Regions from separate parts of the Mus musculus genome. Here region 2 is linked to region 1. A link is a contact called in ENCODE Hi-C or POLR2A ChIA-PET data. All regions are on one chromosome and are shown on one strand. The core of a region is the stretch at or near the end of the contact, and the rest is flanking DNA. Distances in the headings are between cores, read along the strand shown.

Region 1 (6,722 bases), core at 2,626-5,125:
GTATTTGGAATGTTAATTCTGTTCCCTTGGGCCAAGAATATTCAATTCTATAAAATGACCACGGAGTCAACAGAAAGACACAGTTGAGACTTTCTCCTAGATGGAGAAGTGTATCTTTCAAGGGCCTCGTTCTACTCAAATATGGTCAGACACCTTTCCACCAAGTCCAGTGAATGACACACAAACAGAAACCTTATTAGGCTGGGAATTATGTTTGAAATATGAGGATTTCGTTTCTGTTAATAACTCGCTTTTGCAATAGCCTGAGTTTTGTTGAAAAGAGTGATATTTTCAGAAAGTTTAAAGAGCAATTAAAAAGCCGCGGGTCAATAAATTCTTCATTAAAATGGAGATGACAAGGTTAAGATATTTTTCTACATATAGGAACACAGAAAGGAACCGGCATTTTTCAAACTCATAAATGCAGATGCACATCCAATCCATCAGAGCTGTGAATGGATGGGAGGCTGCCCTGCCCTGCTGACCACTAAGAGTGCTCCCCAACAACAAGCTGAGAACTGCACGCCCATCATCTGGAATGTTTCAAAGCAAGAGACCCAGAAGCCCACATCATTACTTAACCTGGTGGCACAATAGTAATTTTAAAATGTAGCCATGTGATTTAATAAAATCCCAACTGAGTATTAAACTAAATTGTGGTTCAATCAAATTACTACTGCTGAATCTCATGGACTCTCCTTCCCTCCCTTGCTCGATTTTTCTTTTCTCTCCCCTCTCCTCCTCCTCCTCTTCTTCTTCCTGCTCCTCTCCCTCATCCATCAATGTATACACACCATAAAAATGCTCAATGGTGCTGTTAAAAAATAGGTGCTAATGCTGCAGTGCCAATACTTATACCTAGGTAAACTTCTGGCCATTCATTCATAATGCACTGGGGTTTTATTTGTTTGTCTGTCTGTTTGTTTGATTCTTTTGGTAGGTTTCACACTCCCTTAAACCATGGCTTTCAAACTTAACTTTTCACTGTAACTCAAATTTAACAGTCTACCCATTATAACCAGTCTGTACACAGACACAAAAATACCACAGAAATTCAGAAAAAATATTTCTCTTCCCGTGTATCACACACTCATTTCTTTTATTCCATTTGAGTATACATTTAACTTCGTGACTAATGGATCTTAGTGAGCAAACTTTAAAATTCCTCCCATTAACTGCTTAATTTCCAGGGACGTTCGCAGGGCAGCTGCAAAGTGAGAATAAAATTACCATGGAAGGCAGATTAGTTGTTAAATTCCAAATGATGTTTGAGGACAGTTCATGCAGGAAACCTACTGACTGCTGCATCTCAGAAAACGGAGAAAAGTGCCTTGGGTTGGTGCCAAGGAAAGAGCCAAGATAAGCCAGTCAGTCCTTGAACAATCAAAGGACACTGAATCATATTCACTTGACAAATGGGAAAACTGAGGCAAAGTAGATACAACGCCTCATTTGCTCAGACACTCAGTGCCCAAGAGTCATGATATAGTCTGAATCCTCACTGTGGCTCCCTGCTGACCACTCAAAGCAGCGAGTGTCTACAGAGAGTGGTACACACAGTGTCTGTACACATGACAGGCGCAGTTAGCTGCTGACTTGAGTATTTAGGGCAAAGCTTGAGGCTGGGTTGGACCCAGACTAGAGAAGGGAAGATGGGGAGAATAAAAACTCTACAGGTGTTTTCAATCAATTTAACTTAGGCCTGGGATTGTAGCTTGACTTGCCATGTTTGCCTATCATGCATGAAGCTCTGGGTTTGATCCCAGCACTTATAAACTGAGCATGGTGACACAAACTTGTGACCCAAGTTATTGGGGAGGCAGAGACGGGAGAATTAGAAGTTCAATGCCATCCTCAACTATGTAACAAGTTTCAAGCCAGCCTCTGAAGCCAAATGTATAAGGTTTCATCTCCTGGATTAATTCCCTGATGATTGATGGGACAAAGCTCGATGGTAGAGCACTTGCCTAGTGTGTGTGAGTCCCTACGTTCATGGAAAGATAATAGACAAACAAAACCCTGTAATACAATTCATGGCTTTGCCTAAATTAGCTGTTTTGTTAGTGGTTATAAGATGATGATTAAGAAAAAAAAAACCTCTTCCCTCTATTTTTAGATCCTAAAAATCATTTGTAAAGAATTTTCTACTTCTCTGGAATGCTTGTATACATGGAAACAGTGATGCTGAAAGAAAGGAAGATAAATGTTTCAAATTTTCTCTATTATTGCCAATTTGTACATTAATAATTGTACAAACAATAAGGCTTTTCCTTTCTTTATTCCTTTCTTTCTCTTTCTCTCCTTCTTTCCTTCTTTCTTTCTTTTGCGATTTTGAAGTAGAGTCTCACTGTATAGTTTTGGGTATCCGGAAACTTTGTAAACCAGGCTGGCCTAGAACTCAGAGATCTGTGCCTCCTAATTGTTGAGATTAAAGGCATGTGTCACCATGTCCTGTGGGTTTTATTTTCCTAAAATGTTTGGGTTTTTTTTTTTTTTTATATTTGGTGTGTTCAGATAATACCCATTTGTCCTGCTAGTCTAATCTCTGTGTCTTTAGCCATGTGCCTTATTTCTGTGCAACTTTTAGAGGATTCCACTGGCCTGACACTTCATTGCTCACCAGAACACAAGCTGACGCTGGTTCAGAAAAGTGCAAGGGAAAGTGCAAGGAAAGGCAATTCCTCTGCTAGTTTTCAGGTCTGGGGAAAACGGGATTTACTGCTAAGAAGAGAAGGGAAGAATGAAAAATTACATGAAGTTAAGATGGGTGATGTCTATAATGGAGGAACAGGGGCTTCTGGAGAACACAGTGAGACCCTAGTTCAAAATTACAACAAAGAAAAGAAACAAAAAAGGAAGAAAGGAAGGAAGGAAGAAAGATGGACAGACAGACAAAAGCAGAGAGAGATGAAATACTAGAATATCGGACTGGGCCTTTGAGCACTGGGCACCTTGAGGTGATGCTATGACTGTGGACGAGGAGATCGTAGGTTGAATGTTGTAAGGATTTCTTTTGGCAGTGTTTATCTGGGCTGAAGATGGCCAAAGTTGGGAAGAAGAAAGGCCTAGGCAAGATGGGAAAGTGTGAAGGGACACAAACATGATAGCTAGGACAAAGGTCACCAAAGCAAGGGAGCTGCAACTGCACATTTCATGGATGGCATGGGGGTGCAGGCAGCTTGCGAGGTTATAAGAAAGTCTGGCGAAGCCCAAAACAATTAGAAAATGATATCCACATCAACCTACTTCTGTTCCCTGGCTTCTTAATGCCCTTTCTCTCTTGTTTTGGCTTTGATGTCAGAAGTGGGCTGTGAGAGGCTGGATCCAAGTAGTGGGCCTGGAGGCGATGCCAGAAATGCCCTGCTAAATGCACCGGGGAGAGGCTGATGGCACTGGCACTGGCACTGGCACTGGCACTGGCACTGCAGGGTGTGTTAATGAGCAACCCAGGGGCTGGGAGGTGGCTCAGTGGGTAGCATACTTGCCATGAAGACAACTAGCATGCCCATAGAAAAACTGGGTATGACACAAGTATCTATACCAAAACCTGCTTTAAATAACAAGGTAGAAAAGGATTTGGGAAGAAGACACCTGAGGTGGAGGGCTGTTGTCCATATGTGTGCATATGTGCACACATGTACATATACACACAATACATGTACACACATACACACAGAGAAACACACACACAAACACACACCACAAACATATATACATAGCATCTTATTTAGGGTTTTTATTGTTGTGAAGAGACACCATGACCACAGCAACTCTTATAAAGGAAAGCTTATCATTAGGGCTGGTTTACATTTTCAGAGGTTTAGTCCGTTGACATGGTAGGTAGCACTTGGGCAGACATGATGCTGGAGAAGGGGCTGAGAATTCTATGTGTTGATCAGCAGGCAGAGGAGACAGTGGAGACTGTGATCCATACTGGATGGAACTTGAGCATATGAGACTTCAAAGTATGCCCCCTGCAGTGACACACTTCCTCCAACAAGGCCACACCTCCTAATAGTGCTACTCTGTATGATCATCCGAGTACATGAATCTATGAGGCCCATACCTACTCATATCACCACACATATCCACACATACCCACAGATACACACAGATAAACATACACACACAACACACATACCCATACATACATATGCATATATTCACCCACACACATACACACAGCACACACATATATATATACACACACACACACAAACACAAACATACACACACATGCATATACACACAAACACACTGGCACATAGACAGTCAGACACATAAATACATGGCAATCAAACTCTGAAGTCTACCATATACCTTTGAGGAATCTATCTTGAAGCTCCTTGCCACCATTCCAGGCTCCCAGGGGAGTCATCCAATCAGCTGAGACTGTCCCAGGGACTGCCTTACTTAAGAAATTGCTGCCTTCCTTTTGTCAGAGGGTCTCAACACACAGATATGAATTCAGAGAGTGAAGGAGAGGATGGGATATGCAGTTTGGGGCTAGGTTAAGATAAATACCAGTTCCTAATTCTGTTTCCAGTTCACTATTTTCTTTGAGAGCAATGGAAGGAAAGCTATGTTCTTCATAGGGAATCACCATTGCACTGGAGCCTGGAGGTGAAGCAGACCACGGAACAGGGTGTGAGAACATTTATTTACAATGGAAAGAGTTTTAGTGCACACAGCGCAAAGGCTGGAAGGGAAGTCAGCAAAAGCAAGATAAGAGACTGGAGAAAGGGAGGATCTCTGTATCAGGTGACATCATAAGAGGGTTCACGACCCCAGAGGCTTTGACTATTGAGTCAGACAGGAAGAGGGCCGGTGATGACTGCTAAAAGTCCAGCAGGACATTTTCATAGACTCAGTGGAAAACATCGACAGCGGTGTCAGGCTTGACTTAGTTCTTAGATCAGTTGTTGCCACTGGGATTTTGGACATCTTATTGAAACCACTAAGCCTCAGTTTCCTTATCTGTACAATGGGAACAAATAGTCACTCTATCAGATTATTTTGAAGATATAATGTTCAACTGCTTAGCTCATTTCTGGCCAACACTCATAATTGTTAATATTTATTATAACTATCTTTATGCTTTTCAATGAACCTCTTTGCATAATGGATTTTAATATCAACTGATTAAAGGTGTGTGTGTGTGGTGTGTGTGTGTGGGGGGGTAGGATCCCTGTATACTTATAGTTGGCTGGCAAATATAAATAATAATAGAAACAAGTAACTCACACATCAATTATGAACTGCCAACTAGGTGGTGGACACCTGAAATTCCAGACCATGGAGGCAGAATCAGGGCATTGTCACAAGCCTGAGAGTAGCCTCTTACACAGCAAGTTCACAGTTCAAAAGTCCATAAACAAATAAAGCACTCACTTTCCTAGTAAGAAAACAAATGTTTCTCTTCTATTATTACACCTACAATTTGCTTTTTGTCAACAAGATTGGAACAGTAGAGAAAGTGGGTGGGGCAGAAAGGACTTGAAATTGGGAGCCCACAGAGTAGCATGGGGCCAGAGAAAGAGGGCTTCTTCGCATGTTTACCCAATGTGCCTGCCCCTCCCCCCCTTGTCCCAGCTCTGTGAGTGACTTCCTTGAGGCTGTTGATAGATGTGTTAAAGCAGAACTCCTCTTGGGACTTGGATGATCTGTGGTGAATTGACTTGAACAAACACAATACTACTCAGGATTATTCCCGGCATTTTATAGGGATACATATATAACAAGTGTTCCTTATGAATGTGTGTTTATCCAACTGGTTCTTACATGATGCATATTGTAAGTGCTCTAAATTGATTTACAGCTTACACACTATAGCAGAGGATGTAGGACTGAATCAAAAGTGGGACAAATTATCCAGTCCCTTTGTGAATCATGTTTCTTGGACTCCCGCTTAGATAATACACTTGGGTGCTAACACTTCTACTTACACAGATTAATAACTCTGTCAGAGAAAATCTAAGTGCAGCTACGATTCACACATTTTTACAATTATTACCACCTGCCAACATGTATAACTTTGCAAGTCCTTGTTGGCTACAAACATCAAAAAGCCATTGTAACCCCATTCCTTTTACCTTGCAGCCTTTATTTAGGTTTAAAAAGTACCTTTAGTGGTCTGTACAAGGAAATATGCATGTACTTTCTCATGTGCTTCCTCATTCAATCCTTATAATAGCCCCATGAGGTATTTTTATTACTAAGCCCTTTTTATCCAGGTAGGGTATGGATCTGTTCTGATGCTGTCAGCTCATGGTGTTGTCTAGTGCAGTAACAGTTTCTCCATGTGCCCATATTGACTGTGAATAACAAAGAGAAGACAGAACTCATCCTACCATGGGTTGTACATCTGATGTTCTTCCCTGATCAGCATCTACATGTCCCTAATTTCCAGAGAGGAGCCCACTCTGGTGTGTAACTGTCATTCAGTGTGGCTTCCTGTGCTGACTATCAAGTGAGCACTTTCCCCTGGAGGTGCCCCGAGGCAGCGTCTCTCAGAACAGGCAGCCATGGCCTTCATCCTCCCTTTCTCTACAATTGATTATTTAGACTGTTCAGTTCTCCCCATCATGTCCTTGTAATTAATTCTTTCTCTCATCTGCCAAAGTCTGTACCTCTAAGTTGTAACCAACTAAAACATGGATACACACCATCAGAGAACATACATTCCACCTTGTATGTGTGGCTGCCAGTTCATCTTCTCCCAC
Region 2 (6,660 bases), core at 240-2,739, 39 kb before region 1:
CAGCTTCCATTTGTTTCTGAGACAATTCAAGAAAAGCTGGCTTTGATTTTCTGAATCTTTTGATTTGTAGAGTTAAGAGGAAAAAAAGAAAAAGAAAAAAAATCAATGTTAAGATAACTATTGGAAACCATCTGAGTTATGCTGAGTTAAAATGCCAAATGTCAAAGAACTTAGAAATCAATTTGATCTCAGCTTACAAGCCCCCTTCCTTCCCACCAGTGTAAGAGGAATTATGAATCCACACAGAGGAGACGTCTCCATATCTAGACTCTAGGGCTTGTCATTTACTAAAAGCAGGTAGAAGACCTCCAATGTTATTTGCTTATGGAACAGCCAACGGGATGGCTAGTCAGTGCTCAGTTAAGGGCTGCCTCTTCCAAATATCTTGATTGGACTGGGCAGGGTCGGGGTGCGTGTTTCAGGTAGCAGGTGACACCAAACCCAAAATGTTCCTGAAGGTTTCAAGGCTCATTTCATACCAGTTTTTTGTCCATTGAGAGAGATAGCCTGGGGTATAGACCTCATATATTTTTCCAGAAAAAAAAAAACAAAAACAAAAAACAACAAACAAACAAACAAACAAACAAACTCCTAAGCATATGTTTTAAAGGACTTACATTGTCTGACAATGAGAAGATCAATCGTCCCGCAGGGTCTGTAGTACAACTCTCAGTTGCCTAACAGATTTGTTTACAACATCTTGTTTCATTGCTGGCTGATTTACAATGGCATGGAAACGTGTAATGCCAGGAGGTACCCGATGGCTACATGGGATGCTGTTCTGAGATGGGCAGTTTTCCTCTGTGAATGTCACCAGCACTTATGTTTGCTCATCCTGGCTCTCTCTGCCCATAGTGTTCACTACACAGGAGACTCAAGGGATACATGACAATCTTTGAAAGGCATAGAAAGTGGGCATGGCAGTGGCAGACAGATGAGGCAGGAGGGTCAGAGGTGAAAGCCATCCCTAGCAAGTCTGAGGCCAGCCTGAGCCACAAAAAACGTCTTTCTACAAATAAACAAGCAAACAAAAACCAAAAAGCATACGTACAGAACAGGAATGTTAGGATCAATGCAATATATTGAGAGAATTTCTTAGACACTGTTTTTAAGGGATAAAAACTTATGAAGGAATTCTGAGTTAATTTCAATTTAGGTTATAATTAGATTACTTCAAAACCCACAAGAAAGTGATTTTGAAGTTAACTTGTGGCAACGCCACACAGAGACAAGAATAATCACCAGAGACTTTCACTGGAGATAAAGTTCTACTAACTCTATGTAGATTCAGATAGCACTTTCTAGAAGGAGTTTTGAAGTAACACACACACACACACACACACACACACACACACACACACAACTTCAGTAGCAGCACAAAACATCCTTTGTTGCCGGACGTGAGAAAAACACACTTGTTTCTAAAAAAAAAACTATAGGAAGGAAGTGGAAGGGCCTCGGGGGCGGGGAGAGCTAAGGAATGCATACGGGTTCCTTTAGACACACTAAGAGAGCCATGGCTCTTCGTAGAGGGGCACAAGGTCACTAAGTGCAGTCAAATCTGTAGGGCTAATTCCTTCCTAAACTATAGGTGCGTTCTCAGACAATTGTTGTTATGGCATTAAGTTGCCCCAAGTTTAAAAAAAAAAACCTTTAAAAAGTCAAAATCAAAGGAACTCAGACACCTGCAATTGATTCTAATTTTACACATCTCAAAACATTTGAGGTTGCCAAAGGAGAATTACAAAGAAGAGTAAGCCGAGAGCGAAGACAGCATTGTGCCGAAATCCTGCATAAATTGGGAAATGTGTGTTAAAGGATAAACTGAGGCCTCGGTCTAACACAGATGTGGTCATGCTGCCTCCCTGAAACTGCTCTGTTCTCCTCACTGTGTTAAGGATAGAATGGGATGGACTACCCAGCCCTCCTGACCAGACTGTAGTGCCCTGTGGGAAATCCTATTGACTGAAGGCTAAGTAATGCCTTAGCAACTCTGAGGTAGAGGCCCTTAGAACCACAGCGTCCCATTGCCCTTGTGGATGTAAAAGCTGAGTCCTTGCCTGGAGTGAGGGAACAGTAAAGTAGAATCAAATGTCATTTGTGTCCCTGAAGCCCTTCTCCGCTTGCTGCTACTTCTCTCCAGGCCTTTATTGTTTGGCCTGCATTCTGGCCAGTGAGGAACAGGAAGATAGTTACCAAGGATTCCTGGGACTCTGAGAGTTTCTGAAAATGGACCCAGCACAGTACATTTCCCTCTTCCTCCTATCTGAATGGTGTCTGTGCCTGAGGCCAGCCTTTTCTGGATGAGAAGAGGGAAAAACCACAGACGGGGAATGGGGGATGGGAAATGGGGAATGGGGGATAGGGAATGGGCAAAATATAGGCTGAAGCTGGACCTGGGTTGATCTGAGATGTGTTCTAACACTCTCAGTATTTAAGGCCTTTTGTTTTGTGTAGATACATTTCCCCTTATATACTAATCCACAGATTTTCTGCTATTTGGAGACCACGCAAACACAAACAAAACACATTTTAAAAATTGATAGAGCTGTGAAGCCAGGCCTGCAAGTCAGTAATGGGGTGCCTGAGCTCAGGCACAGATTCTACACTTTCCCTTCATCCTTCTCTGCTGCCTTTGCAGGGGCCCTGCTGGCCCAGAACTGCCCTACAACTTCCTGTTCCCTGCAGACCCAGGGGCTGTGTTCAGCCTTCCATCTGAAGACACATTCGGCTTACCCTTCTAAGCTCAGCTGAGACATGACTTCCAAGGAAGCCGTTCCCGACCGTGGCTTATCATGCAAAGTCGGTTCCTTGGACATGTGTTCACAGAAACCTGTATTTGTCCTCTGTAGTTTTATCCTGGTTACAAACAAGTATTTGATGCTTGTCTTTCCATGTCACCTGGCGTCACCACAGGCATGTGGACTGTGATTCTGATTATGCAGGGTGGGTGGCTAATAAATATTTATTAAATAGAAGACACGCAGACATTCCTTATTCTAAACTAACCAATGAACTGAGCTGATGCTGAGTATAACTCAATCCTCTTCAACACCTGAGACCACCCAAGCAGATCAGCTGAGAACACACACTGTTTGGCTGGGCTACCTGCTACAGTTCTCTTAACAGATATCCAGGAAGAGGAAGTAGAACCCAGAGCCACCTGAGAAGACAGGATATGCCACATAGAAAGAAAGGAATATTTCTGGTCCGAAGGTAGTGTCAAACTCAGATTCAGCAAATTATTGCAAGAATAAAACCATGAACAGCAAGAAGAAAACTGCAAAAAAAGAAGCAGTATTACCTTGGAAATGTAAACTCCAGTTGTCAAAACACAGACACGATACAGTTTTCTCATTCCAGGTCATACACTGAGCATTTTGAAAGGTTATTCTGTGGGAAAACATTTCCAATTGTGCAGTGCAGTTGTAGAAAAACCTTGGGATTTACACAAACTTTGTTTTCATGCCAAATTTCCAGGAGGCCTTCTATTCCCTTAAGGGAGAGACACTGGCTTGTATCACTGTTTAATATCACAGCTCTCTACAACTGGGAAACTTCCCCTAGCATCCCAAAGTTAATCTTTGTTTTGCTGAGACAGGGTCCCATTATGTAGCTTTTGCTGGCCTGGAACTTGCTATGTAGACCAGAACTAACAGGTCCACCTGCCTCTGCCTCCTGAGCACTGGGATTAAAAGCCTGTACCACCACGTCCACCACGTCCAGCTGAGCGTGACCTGTTGGTACTCTTTCTCCTTCAGTAGGCAGCAGGTTCTTCAATAGGAATCTGGCGACCTCTTGGGATCTCACTGCTAAGCACCGTTCAGGCTCACAATTCGAACCCACTGTGCATTTTCTGTGAATAAACAAGATGCAGGTGTCGATTGGGCATTCAGCAAATATGCGCTGAATGGAATCTTGGATGTTCGATGTGGAATGACTTCTCTTTCAAGGTATTTGTTCAGTCAGCTTAACAACAGTGTCTACCATCTAGGAAATTCTTTGTTATGAGGAAATACTAGGAAAGGACCTTTGGCTTTTTAGGTTGGTGTCAACTGAAATGAAAACATTCTCTGTATCATTTGTAAGTGCAAGGGCTATGCAAAACTGAACATTTTTATTTGTTCTTAATTATTTAAAGATTATTTGTAAGTTTGTGTGTGTGTGTGTGTGTGTGTGTGTGTGTGTAGATATGCTTCCACTCATGCTTACGGGTGGTTTGGGAGGCCAGAAGAGGACATCCAATTCACTGGAGCTGGGGTTTGGGTACTTGTAAGATTGTCTGATGGAACTCCAGTGCTCTGCAAGAACAGCAAGCACTCTGAGCCCCCAACCTCTTCAGCTCCTAAACCTGAAATTTAAAAAATTCTAGAGCATTCCTCTGTCCACAAGCTGGATGGCTGTCTGGTTCCCTTTTCATGCTATGTCCTGGGGTTCTGGAAGTGTAGGCAAGGAGGAAATGAAGAGGCAGAAGGTGATGCACACTAGATGAGCAGCAAGAGACAGACAAAGGAGCAGGGGAGGACGGAGGGGAGAGGAAGAGAAAAAGACGCTACAGAAAGAGCAAAATTGCAGTCCAGTTCTTCCTGCTCCCGTGGCGCTCACGCCTGTTTCTGACCAAAGTCATCTCTCTACCTGAGCCTGCGCCTAGAGCTAATTATCTTGTATCCTCCCCAGGATTTTGATACCTTTTGGATCCTGGTGGCTAACATCATTGGTTACCAGAACGAGCAGTAGCACAGACACTGGAAAAACACCAGCGGAGGGAAACACCGTCAATCTTCATAGTTACAGAAAAAGAACTTTTTCTGCCTACTTCATAACCGTCTCATTTTAGTTGTATAGAGTACTGACTAAACATATGTGGACATGGACTCTGGTGCCTGAGTACAATGTGGTCCTGACCTGGTTAAAACTATAACAAAAATATATTAATGGCAAGAAAAATAGGTGACTTTAAAACTGTGGATTGTATGTTGTAGTGCCCAAAGCAGAATGAAACTGAAAGAGGCCACTTGAAGGAACTTGCATGTGTTCAGAAGCCACATCCTGTTGTTATCTGAGGCCCAAGGCAAAGAAGCAAGGAGGCGAGCGTCTTCACTGCCATGCCCTGAGTTGTGATTTGCTGTACACATCTCCAAAGACAGAATTCCCTTCATCTGCTAACCAGCATCCCTGGTGCCACCACTGCCTAGCCCAACTTTTGTGAGCAAACGTTCAAGACACAGAATACAGTGGTCAAACTTAGAGGTCTGGGAAGCGAACAGACTTGATCCCAGCTAAATCTCCTATGACTCAAGGGGCCAAAAAAAAAAGAGCAAAAATTCCAGGCCTGATGGGGCCAGCCAGAAAAGAACAATGTGAAATACCTGATTTTAATTTCTTGTCTTTATTTATTGGGTTGAAATACATGTGGTCTTGCTTCAAGCAAAACCCCTACCCTTTGTTCAGGGAGTTATAAGAGACAAGGACTGGTCCGGTGGAGGGGAAAAGGGATGACATTTTTGTTTGTTTGTTTGTTTTTTGTAGGCATAAAGATCAAACAAATCAAAACCTGGACGTCTCCCAGAGCTTACCAAAGTGGGAAACAAAGCAGGCAAAGCAGGCAGCTCTGTGGTGCACTAATTGCTGCCTGCTATTTTCAACTTGTGTCTTGAAGGTCCTCCTTCATGTAGCTACCCTATCCATCAGGTCCTCCTAAAGGCTACCTGAAGTCTTGGTAATTTCCTAAGAGAAAAACGGCCCACTCAGATGTTCCACCAACTAAGCCTTCTTTTCCTCAGATGGTTCCCCTGCCTTCTGGTGAGTATGTGTTGATAGACTACAGGAAATAGACTGAGATTATTTGTCTGACTGTGTTTACCCCTTGAACTCTCGCTTAGCCTTCCTAGGGTGGGAAGGTGAGCCAAGGATCCTGAGGAGCTCTTCTCTCAAGTGCCCTTCCCCCTAATGTTTTAGAGTGAGAACTGTGGGGAGTAGGGTGGGAAACTGGTCTCCATCTGGAAGCGTTTACACCCTGTGGTGTCTTTAGCTGCAGTCATTTGTCCAGAGTTCCCCACTTATGAAGCATCTTGCTTTTCTCCAGTGAGCATACTGAAGACAACTGTTTGCAAATCCATTTCATGTCACAGTACAGAGGCTCCTTCAAGCTAAGCCAGGCTGAAGAGGCCAGTCATGAGTCATATAGTCTTTCCACACAGACAGTTCCAGGAGAAAGTTTTCCCTTGTGTTGACAGTAGCCACCAGCGTACCTTCTCAGGTCAGGGAGTAGTAATCAAATCAAGTTTCTGTGTGGAAGGCCTCAACTCCTCTTCATGAAACCTCAACATCGCCTTCCCTGAAAGTCTTGGTGGATAACAGGTCTAAGGTCAACACAAGGTATTTTCAATCCTTTTTGGGTTCAATATAAATTATCCGGGGGCTGGTAAGATGGCTGGGTAGGTAAGTGTGCTTAATGCCAACCCTGGCAACCTGAGCTTGATCCCTAGAACCCACATGGCAGAAGGAGACAACTGACCTTCACAAGTTGCTATCTGACCTCCACACAAGTGCAGTGGCATGCGTACCTCCTCTCTCAAACAATAAGTAAATGTATTTTTTAAAGTTACTGGCTAAAAATGGCATATGAAGGCATGTGCACTTCTGTGTGCACCTCCATCT

The links. A loop is a pair of places that touch in the nucleus more often than their neighbours do. ChIA-PET counts read pairs that join two places held with the same protein, here RNA polymerase II (POLR2A).
Region 2: a map of heart shows a loop between it and region 1 (2.9-fold over the local background). The contact joins the enhancer-like site here to the promoter of Phxr4 in region 1. A Hi-C loop is called at or near these places in 1 of 37 maps with a recorded cell type or tissue (heart). POLR2A ChIA-PET finds 5 or more read pairs at or near these places in 1 of 5 experiments (Patski).

Annotation. Positions count from the first base shown.
Region 1 is chr9:13,428,514-13,435,235 of GRCm38, reverse strand. Phxr4 (per-hexamer repeat gene 4) reads right to left here and starts at 3,875. Exons shown (of 1, transcript NR_028271.1): 1 at 2,485-3,875. The region is part of intron 1 of Maml2 (mastermind like transcriptional coactivator 2); the gene reads right to left.
Region 2 is chr9:13,464,985-13,471,644 of GRCm38, reverse strand. All of the region lies in intron 1 of Maml2 (mastermind like transcriptional coactivator 2), which reads right to left. Among named protein-coding and RNA genes, the nearest start is that of Phxr4, 37 kb to the right of the region's middle. Within about 2 kb of position 1,489, at least 1 of the 3 ENCODE cell types and tissues checked has a DNase peak (open chromatin) inside an H3K27ac peak, as active enhancers do; it is heart, where a contact is called at or near this core.